Regions from separate parts of the Homo sapiens genome. Here all the other regions are linked to region 1. A link is a contact called in ENCODE Hi-C or POLR2A ChIA-PET data. All regions are on one chromosome and are shown on one strand. The core of a region is the stretch at or near the end of the contact, and the rest is flanking DNA. Distances in the headings are between cores, read along the strand shown. Region 1 has its middle 23 kb from the start of NEK2-DT. Region 2 overlaps VASH2 (vasohibin 2). Region 3 overlaps NSL1 (NSL1 component of MIS12 kinetochore complex).

Region 1 (3,387 bases), core at 269-2,768:
GCCCTTTCCTTCATCCCAACCTAGATCATTCCCTAATCCCTTTTCTATCCCATCCCACTCAGAACTCAGCTCTCAAGAAGCTCAGTTTCATGATGACCTTGAATTTAATCTACCTTCCCTCGGTGCTTTAAGAGTATTTTTTCTACACTAGATTGATTTACAATGCCTTGTTTGTTTCTTTGTAAGCATTCTTGAGCCTTTCTCAGGCGTCTATGTCAAGGCTTTACCTAAACTAATTGTATTGGGCCACAGCTGTGCACAGGGTAACCAAGAATTCTGGTCTCCCTGGGACCATCCCAGGTTTCAAGTCTGGGCAAACCTCTCAGCCCCAAGAAAACCAAGAGGGTTGGTCAGCTTAGCTATGAAGCTCCTCTTCAGAAGCCTTTCCAGCTGGTCATAGCTAGAGCAGTATTGTCAGTAAGTGGTGTAGACCCTCACATGTGGTCCTTGGAGAGCAACAAGGTGTCCCCTGGGAGCTTATTAGACATGCAGACTCTCAGGCCCCACCCGGCCCTGCTCATCAGAATCTGCTCTTCAGCACAGTCCCTGGGGGCTCCTATGCTTGTCACAGTGGAGAACAGCTGTGCTGGTGGGGAGACTTCCTGCTGAGAAACACAGTGTGGATGACATCTGCTTTTGAGGCACACTTCCAGGGGAGTCCCCCATTTGAACTTAGCCCAAAGCTTTTGGGAAGCCAGTAAAGCACTAGACTAGACCAATTTGAAACCATCCTAACTGGGGCAGAGATCAGTGATAGTCTCCAACAAGGCTCAGGAGGGCTGCAGGCATGTAGGGCACCCAGCAGAGCCCCCACACAGGCCTTTTCTCTCTGAGAATGCAAGGGAAAGAGAGGAATGGCCTCATATCTGCTCTAATTATACATACATATATATATATGTGTGTGTGTGTATCTCTATATATACACATTATATTATATATATACATTATATTTTTTATATGTGTGTGTATATATATATATATATATATATATGAAATTTTTTTTTTTTGAGACAAGATCTCAGTGTTGCCTAGGCTGGAGTGCTGTGGAGCAATCACAGCTCACTGCAGCCTTGACCTCCAGGCTCAAGCAATCCTCCCACCTCAGCCTCTCCAGTAGCTGGGACTACAGGCACTCGTTGCTAGGCCTGGCTAATTCGCTTTTATTTTTAGTAGCGACGGGGTCTCACCATGTTGCCCAGACTGGTCTCAAGCTCCAGAGCTCAAGTGATCCTCCTGCCTCAGCCTCCCAGAGTGCTGGGATTACAGGCGTGAGCCACTGCCACGGGCCTCTAATTTGCATATAATGACAAATGATTCACAGGTGTTGGCACCTTAACTATTGTTAGCTAGAAGTTATTTTTGACACCTCATTTCTGATCTTAATACCCTGCAGTTCTCAACTTGGGTGTTTATCAGAAGCTCTATAGAGCTTGTTGTTGTTGTTTTAAAATGCCTGGGGCACACCTCATACTTCCTGATTCAGGGTCTGTGGTGAGGGTCCAGGTTTCTGTAATTTGGGGATGTCCCCGGGTGGTTCTGAGGGGCACCCAGGGACAAGGCCACCAGGAGAGGATCCTGCGCCGCGTTCAGCCCTGGCCTCTCGCTGCCATGCTGCCTGTAACCAGGTGGGGGCGCCCTCTCCCTCCTGGAGCTGAAGGGACAGCGCCGCCGCTCACCTACCTGGACCCGCACGCTCTTTTTTGCAGAGGGAGGGAGGTGTGGTTTATGAGTCTGGACTCCGGAGAACTCAAACCCTCGGGAGGCCTAGAGACTGCGCAGTGTCCGGATATAGAAATATTGACCCCGTTACTGAAACAGTAACAGCAGACTGCAGCTTTTCATGCACAGAGATGTTCCCGAAGGTGCCACGGGGCCTGTTGGCCCAGGCCTGGGAGTGCTTTCTCAGAGCCCTTCACTCTGCACTTCAGTTTCCGCCCCCCGCCCCCCGTCCCCCGCCCGCTATGACTTGACTTTGAGAAGAGCTCAGGTGAGGTGAAGGCTCAGTGCAGGACTGTGGGACTTTTTCTCATAAAGTGTCATGAAAGCTCCTCCTAGGAGCCTTTGTGGACACAGCCTCCCCTACGGTGCCCTTGGGGCTTTAGAGGTGAGCTTCCAGGGGCCGGGCGACCCGCACTCCCTTCCCTCTAGACCAGATGGAACTGAAGGCGCTGCGGCTGAGGAGCTGCCTGTGGAGCACAGAGCGGGGCACAGCGACAGAGAGGGCAGGCAGGGGGCCTGGCTCCAGCCCCGGCTTCCTAGGAAGTTGTGACCCTACGGCCCTCTCGGGACTCAGCTGTCCTTTCCATGTAGGATGGGTTGGTGCAGGTGATCTCCGCCTTGTGCTCTGGCTTCAGCAAGCCGTGATTCCCCGAGTGCTTTCATGTGGAGAAGGGTCCCTGTCCGCTAATGCCCCGGCAGAGAATACACGCAGGGCACATGCGTGCAAACAGACTTAGGACCCAGGTTCTGAGGAGTACGTTCCGGAAAGCTCATCTGCCCTTCTTCCCTGCTGGAGGCACAGGCCACTCCCACCCCAGCAATGGTCCCAACACTGGGGACTCTCACCCATCAATGTCCTTGATGTGCCAGGCACTGTGCAAACTCTTTGCACATGAATCTCACTCCACCCTTCCCACAACTCCATGAGGAAGTATCACTATCCCCATTTTGTTTTATCTTAGTTTTAGAAGACAATTTTTATGTCAGTTTAAGCTATCAAATGTACCAGGTCTGCTGAAATGTATAATTTTTGCCTTTTTCCCTGTTGGACTAAAATAGGGCCAATTGTGTCACCATTTGGCTTATAAAGTATCAAGCATTTTTCCATTAAGAATGAACAGATCACCGGGTGTGGTGGCTCATGACTGTAATCCCAGCACTTTGGGAGGCAGAGGTGGGCGGATCACAAGGTCAGGAGTTCGAGACCAGCCTGGCCAATATGGTGAAGCCCTGTCTCTACTAAAAATACAACAATTTGCCGGGCATGGTGGCGTGCACCAGTAGTCCCAGCTACTCGGGAGGCTGAGGCAGAAGAATTGCTTGAACCTGGAAGGCAGAGATTACAGTGAGCCCAGATCGCGCCACTGCACTTCAGCCTGGGTGACAGAGCAAGACCCTGTCTCAATAAGAAAAGAAAGAAAGAAGGAAGGAAGGAAGGAAGGAAGGAAGGAAGGAAGGAAGGAAGGAAAGAAGAAGAAGAAAAAAGAAAAGAAAAGAAAAAAAGAATGAACAGATCTCCCCAGCACTTTGGGAGGCCCAGGCAGGAGAATCGCTTGACCCCAGGAGTCCGAGACCAATCTGGGCAACATAGTGAGACCCTGTCTCTACAAAAAAAGTTTAAAATTAGCTGGATGGGGTAGCACATGCCTGTGGTCCCAGCTACTCAGG
Region 2 (3,387 bases), core at 347-2,846, 1.3 Mb after region 1:
GGGAATTCTCTTCCATCACCCTCCTCCCTCCACGCCCCAAAGTCGATCCCAGCCCCAGTGGGGAAAGCCCCAGGAGCACGGAGGTGATGGCTGATGGTTCAGTGAAATCATCAACTTTTCAAAAAAGGTGAAGAGTGATTGCCACCTGCCTCAGAATCCCCCTGACTCACGCCCCTGCCCTCGAGCCCTTCCTCCCAGGTAAACATTGATTCCCAAAAGTCCTCCTTCCTAAACTGCTCCCAGTAGGTCAGAGTCTTTGCGGTTTTTTTTCCCCACAACTAGGGCCGAGTGGCCTTGGAACGGTTTGACCATCCACAGAGCCCAGTTGGCTTGTAGGTGCCCGTGGACAATTTTGTATTAGCAAATCCAGTAAGACTATGGTTATTCTTGGTGGCGGAAACCCTTGCCACTTCTTTTCTCTTTCTCCAGCACTTGGAGGTTGGGAGGGAACTCTGGAGGGCAGATCTCTCAGCTGAAGTTTCAAATGGATTGAGGTGTTTGAGGAGGGAAGATTCTCTCCCTAATTCCTCCGAAACCTTGACTTCTGAGTTGCAGGGCTGGGGAAGAGATTGCAGGGTCTACTGTGTAGGAGGAGAGGGAAGAGAGGTGCAGGACATGAGAATAAGAAGAAGAGCTGTGAGAGGCCACAAGCACTGGAGCGCCAAGCCCCAGCTTCCCTCTCTAGATTCCAGCTCCCGCCATTCTGCCACACTAGAACTCAGGACAGCTGTGTTCCTGGAGGTATGTTTGGAGAGAAGCAGCTTCTCAGCTTCCACCCATGGCCTTCGCCAAGCAGCCTTTTCTCTAGGTAATCTTGCTTTTGGCGAGGAAATGAGAAAGTGACAAATATGGTCTTGACCCAATCACTCCACAAACTCCGGGAATCTTACTGTAAGATGGCCAGGACTAGGGTTTGGTGACTCTGTCCCTGTGCTATTCTGTCAGCATTACATAAGGCCATCGCGTCATTTCTAAATGTGTTGGGTGTCATGAGGAAGCTTGGGAGGGGCCCAAAGGGTGGAAAATTACCATAACAGGCGAGAGGCCCATCAGCTGTGGGGTCCCAGTCCCTGTCTGCCATGGATAATTTTAGTGGCATTATATCCCCATCCACCTCCTCCCTCCAGCTGGAGCGACTTCCAGCCTTGAATTCCTCTCCATTTTTGCACTTGTCTAAATAATCCCTTTCGAGAGGAGGATCAGTGTCACTGGGTTGACAAGAATCAGCCGAGGGGGAGGGCAGGTGAAGATGACTGCGTAGCATCCGCTGAGACCAAGTTTCAAGAGGGAAACCAGGACTCCCCCACCCTTCCACCCACGGGTCCTTTCTCACACTGCTCCTCTGGGAGTGTGTAAAGCACCTACTACACTGAATTGTCAAGTTTTTTCCTGTGGTTCGTAAAGAGAAAGGGAGAGGGAGGTTGAGATTCATGTTTCAAAGGCCATCTGTGAACTTAAACCAACTCCTTCCCAGCCCCGGGCCTCAGAACCCTTGCAGCTCTTCACTAAGGGGTGTTCCCAGGGGTTCTCAACTGGGTCAGCTCTGGGAGAGGAGGGTTAGAAGTGTGGTGGGAGGTGGAAGCGTTTGCTTCTCACATCTTGGTAAGTGAGGAGGCTCCTTGCTAGGGCCGGGGGCCTGAGATGGTAAATGCCCCGCAAAGCCCAGGACCACCCTGCCCAATAAAGAACCGTTCCACCTCAAATGCCAACAGCGCCCTCACTGGGAAGCTTCAGCGCTCTCCGAGGTCCTTTCCATTTCTGACAGTTCATGACTCTTGGCTTGCTGCCTATGAGCTGGCCCTGGGTGAATTGGAGTGAGCAGATAGTGATTTTCTGGTTTTGCAGCCAGAGTGACCACGTGAAACATTCTTCTCAATGGAGGCCAGTGTTCCTGAGGACCCATGAGAACCTCTTCATCTTCTCTCCCCTGTGTGGCTGCTTTTTTCCTGCTGTCTCTCCTCCTGTTTTCTTTGCTGGTCACCTTTCTTTGCCTCCCCTTTTCTTCCTCTTTGATTTCCCTTCTTCATCACTGATCTCTGTGGCAGTTCATGGCTCCAGCGGGCTCTGTCTGCCCTGCTGGACACCCTGGGGGTCCCAGAGGTTAGTAAGCCCTGAAAGCCCATCTCCTTTCACTGCAGGGCCTTGAGCTGGACAATGGAATTCCTGCTGCATTCTGTCAGGAAGGATTACGTATGTCCAGACATCTGGTTGAGTAAGGGCAGAAGTTGTTTAATGAAGTCATTGAAAATAAATTTGATTCCATGGTCTAATCACATTGACTGGTGCCCAAGAAGTAATTCTCCTTAGATCCCAAATGAGAAATATCCCCAGTGAGAAAAGGAGATTTCCTTAGGGTGGAAAGTAGAGGGAAGCAAACAAACAAAAAAGAACACTAGGAAGGCTACGAAGGGAAAAGCTAAACCGCCAAGATGGTGAAGGGGCAGTTTCTACTCCAGTGACTGCCTGGTCAGTTCCCCCAGGGAAATTCATATGGCCCAGAGTCTCCAGGGATGCTTGGAGAAACCAAGATGGAATGATGGGCCTCATCAGAAAAGACCACCTCAGGCAGAGTGAGCCAGGAGCCTCTGTGAGCTCCCCAGGGTCACATAGGGTCAGACAGGGGCAGACAGGGTGAGGTTTCCTAGAGCTGAGGGGTTCTTGTCCCGGAAAGGAGAAGTGACATCAGAGCCTGGAAACTGTGCCCTGGAATCTCCAACAGTTGGCCTATGGCCAGAGTCTCCTGCCTGGGGAGGGCTCAAAGGGATGGGCACCGGCTGAAAAATCTCTTCTGGGCCGAATCCGTCTTGGCTGAGGCCTCTGTTTACATAGCAACATCAGCTGTCTGCCCTGGCAGCTGCCAGCACCGGTGCTTTCCATCAGGGGAAGCAAGGAATGTGAGGGAGGAGCGGACTGGCCTGGAATGAAGGTGACAGGTGTGAATGAAGCTTCCCTTTCCCTGTGTCCGTCCAGCTGAGGCCATGCTCTGCCTCTGCGGCCTACCCAGACCGGCCGTGAATCCTAAATCGGGGCCTGGTCTGACCTGATTCTGGCCAGACTCCACAAGAAGGGTGGCCCTGGGGTCTTTGCTTAAACTTGTAAATGCTGGGCCAAGAGCACCCCTGGTTTAATCTCTTCCACATTCTTAACATCCGGGATTAAGAGTCTAACGTTTACAGTGGCACTTTTCCCACACTTCCCTTCCTGGACTCCCGAGCCTGCAGGCTGTACCGCCAGTCTGGCCTTTGTGTTTCTGTGTGAGGGTGAGCACCTGCCGGCACACGTACCCAGACATGGCCCTCAGTCAGAGGTGCGGAAGAGAGACTGGGTGGTTGAGGGAACCCTGTGAACTTCCTCTCCTCGTCCTGTTTCTTTTCTTAAACCTCATCT
Region 3 (3,387 bases), core at 607-3,106, 1.1 Mb after region 1:
CTTAAAATAGCTCCTTGCCATCGCTACATGTTTAGCGAAGGACAGGGAAAAAAGGGATCTTCAGTTAATTTCAAAGAACTTTTAAAAAAAGGCAATATGGAAGCAATTATTCATTACAACAGGATTATAAAAGGTTGTAAATGTCAAATGAGACCACATCTTATTGGTGGACAGCTCATCAGTAGATTGCTATAAGGATATTTTTAAAAAGAGTTTGCTCTTAAAAATGTGGAAGTTAGGCATCCTTGAGAACACTGCCTTCCCTAGTCACTTGCTTTCTAAAACACAGGGAAATGAAAAAGTGGAAATGAAAGATTGAGTAATCAACCTAGTTTTGCTTTCAGGTCACTGTACTGACTAAACTAGGAAACATGAACTTCCAAAAGCCTGCCCAAATTCAGAAATTCAGCAAAAAAAAAAAAAAGCACTAAGTGAGTACTTCCTTTCTATTTCCAATGTATTTTATGAATATAAACAAGCAATCACGCACAGCATCAGATGTGTGGCTTCTACTGGTTTCTAAAGAGGTAATTAAGCCATTAGAACCAAGAATTAGAAAGCAGCATCCCTGGTGAAAATGAAACCAAAAACACAGCAGTGATTTGTGATTTTCTGAAAGATAACCCTTTGCTACAATTTATAGAGATGTGTTGAACCCATTTGCTCAGTAGATGAAATCCTCTGCAGCACACCTTCCCACCTACACCTCACCACCTCCTTCAGTACCATGTTGCACCTCTCTTAAGGCACACTTTCAAACTCCTGACCCTCGCTCGTTATTATCTGGCCTCAGCCAAGTTTTTGACATTGTCTTGCAATGCTTCTTCCCTCTATTACTCACTTCACTACAGCCTCTCTGGTCTTTTGTTCCATGAATACTCAAGCTCATTCTTGATTTAAGAACTTTATTCTAGCTCTTCCCTCTGCTTGACAGCTCTTTTTCTTGATCATCACCAGATAAATTCCTTCCTGTTACTACCTCAGAAAAGTGTTTCCCCATCACCTAAACACACCACCCTAAAGCACTGATGTCACTTATTTATTTTTATATTTATTACTTTTCTTCTCCCACTAAAATATAAACTCTATAGAGTAAGAACTTTGTGCTGCTCACTAATATTACATCTGCCACATTGAGAACAGTTCTGTCATACTGTAGCCATTCAATATATACAACTGAATGGACCAATGAGTAACAGTCACTCATGATGTATTTATTGGGCATGCTGCTATATGCTGGCTATATATAATGTAAATATAATATTAAAAAACTCATGGAGCTTTCAGTTTTGTGAGAGAGCATAAACAAGAAAATAAACACAAATACTTATAAGCTGTAACAAGTACTATTAAGGAAATAAACAGGTGTCATGATAAACAACTGGGGAGAGTATTTTAATGAGGGTGGTTAGGTAAGATCTCTCTGAGGAGGTAACATTTAAATGAGAAAAGAGAACTGGGAAGATGTCAAACTTGGGCAAGGGGGCATGCATGTGTGACAGTGAGGCACTTTCAAAGAACTGAAAGACTGGCAGCAAACAGGAAAGTGCCTGAAATAAATCTGGAGAGGTAGGTAGGGGCCAGATCACCTAAGGGAATGCTAAAAGTCTAGAGTTTAGGATTTTAAGCAGAGGACTGAAAACTGATTTGCATTTTTAAAAGTATCCTAAGACTTCCTAGTCAAGTTGATTTCAGTAGTGCATAAAACTCCCTTCCTATGTCCAAAAGCATCAGTGAATATAGAAAATTAAAATGACATATCCTAAAGCATATACAAAATAAAACATTTCAATGAACCAGAAAAAAAGGAGAAGAGAAAAAGCTGCAAGTCAGGCTAAAGCTGCAGGCCTACCGGTAAGCAGAAGTAGCCAGGAATTGGCCTCCTGCAAGATAAAAGGTGTTCGAAGTGCTCCAGAAGAACAGGAAACGAAGAGACAGCTTCACTGTTTGAAACCGAGGGCTGAGACAGAGTTTACCCACCCTGAAAAGGTGGCTGAAAAAAACTGCCACTAACCAGCCCGGCGCGGTGGCTCACACCTGTAATCCCAGCACTTAAGGAGGCTGAGATGGGTGGATCACGTGAGGTCAGGAGTTGGAGACTAGCCTGGCCAACATGGTGAAACCCCGCCTCTACTAAAAATACAAAAATTATCCGGGCGTGGTGGTGGGCACCTGTAATCCCAGCTACTCAGGAGGATGAGGCAGGAGAATCACTTGAACCCAGGAGGCAGAGGTTGCAGTGAGCAACCATTACATTCCAGCCTGGGCAACAAGAGTAAAATTCTGTCTCAAAAAAAAAAAAAAAACCAACTCAAAAGACAAAACTGCTCCTAACCGCTGCCAGGAAGCAAAGCTTACTTAAAGCTAAACCAGAAATGATGGGAAGCAGATAATGCCTCCAAGCCTGGGCCTGGACCAATCTCCAGTGTCACACTGGGACAGAGGCCCTCTGTTGCCAGTGTTAAGATATGGCTCCAGCCTGGGATTGTTTGGGGCCAGATGGAAGGCAACCAAACCTACTAGACAGAGGGAGTGAAAGCAGTGGTAGACAGATATGCACATGAAAAATTCTAGTCAAGAAGCACTTGCAAATCAAAAGTCTAAAATACATGAAGAAATTAAAACCATGAAAGACAGCCAGTATAACCAATGTCAGGGAGAGGAATTTACTGCAGATGAAATGAAAATAGAGCAATATAAAAATGACTTTAAAATGCTACACAGCTCCAATAGCTAAAGAAAATCATAAGACATTGCAAAAGAAAAATAGGTTATAAAATAAAAACATAAAATACAAAAATAGAAGAAATGAGAAAGAAGCAAAGTTGAAGGATTAGGTTAAAGATTTTCTAGAATATAGGAGTCCTCAGATAAAAGTATATATGGAGATGTTAATGGAAGATGGGAGAAAAGAGGAATCTAGCAAAACCAAATAATCTCTCACAAAAAACAAAAATACATATATAATATTATTTAAATAAAATTGTCTCTGTGTATATAAGCAAGAAAAAAATTACCAATAAAAACCATGGAGTTGAACTATGTTACATGTTGAGTGAAAAAAGAAAAACAATGACAGAATAAAATGCATTATGTAATATTTATATAAACAACTAAAAAAACCCCTGTGTCTACCTATGTGCATACAAATGCATTGATAAAGATCTAAAATTAGACACAGCAAACTGATAATAGTTGCCTATTTGAAGATGTGTGGGATGTGACAGATTGGGAGGCGAAGTTATGGTATATTTCATATAAATATGAATATGTATATATTTTCATATATATCTATATGTAATTATTAAAAATTTTACATTAAGCTTGCATTTATTAAAAGCACAAGAAATACAATTTAAAAGATAACCACAATTTAAAACAATAAGG

The links. Hi-C counts contacts between places; a loop is a spot of excess contacts on that map. ChIA-PET counts read pairs that join two places held with the same protein, here RNA polymerase II (POLR2A). Pooled maps may share reads with other maps.
Region 2: a pooled map shows a loop between it and region 1 (6-fold over the local background). The contact joins two enhancer-like sites. A Hi-C loop is called at or near these places in 3 of 50 pooled maps. POLR2A ChIA-PET finds 5 or more read pairs at or near these places in 2 of 52 experiments (K562 and activated CD4-positive, alpha-beta T cell).
Region 3: a pooled map shows a loop between it and region 1 (2.0-fold over the local background). The contact joins two enhancer-like sites. A Hi-C loop is called at or near these places in 1 of 37 single-sample maps with no recorded cell type and 1 of 50 pooled maps. POLR2A ChIA-PET finds 5 or more read pairs at or near these places in 1 of 52 experiments (T-cell).

Annotation. Positions count from the first base shown.
Region 1 is chr1:211,697,037-211,700,423 of GRCh38, forward strand. No RefSeq gene overlaps it. Among named protein-coding and RNA genes, the nearest start is that of NEK2-DT, 23 kb to the left of the region's middle. RefSeq lists a silencer at 1,930-1,989. Within about 2 kb of position 1,519, at least 3 of the 41 ENCODE cell types and tissues checked have a DNase peak (open chromatin) inside an H3K27ac peak, as active enhancers do.
Region 2 is chr1:212,978,440-212,981,826 of GRCh38, forward strand. The region is part of intron 7 of VASH2 (vasohibin 2); the gene reads left to right. Among named protein-coding and RNA genes, the nearest start is that of VASH2, 30 kb to the left of the region's middle. RefSeq lists enhancers at 1,191-1,240, 3,073-3,292 and a silencer at 1,528-1,822. Within about 2 kb of position 1,597, at least 12 of the 41 ENCODE cell types and tissues checked have a DNase peak (open chromatin) inside an H3K27ac peak, as active enhancers do.
Region 3 is chr1:212,752,480-212,755,866 of GRCh38, forward strand. The region is part of intron 4 of NSL1 (NSL1 component of MIS12 kinetochore complex); the gene reads right to left. Among named protein-coding and RNA genes, the nearest start is that of NSL1, 38 kb to the right of the region's middle. Within about 2 kb of position 1,857, at least 4 of the 41 ENCODE cell types and tissues checked have a DNase peak (open chromatin) inside an H3K27ac peak, as active enhancers do.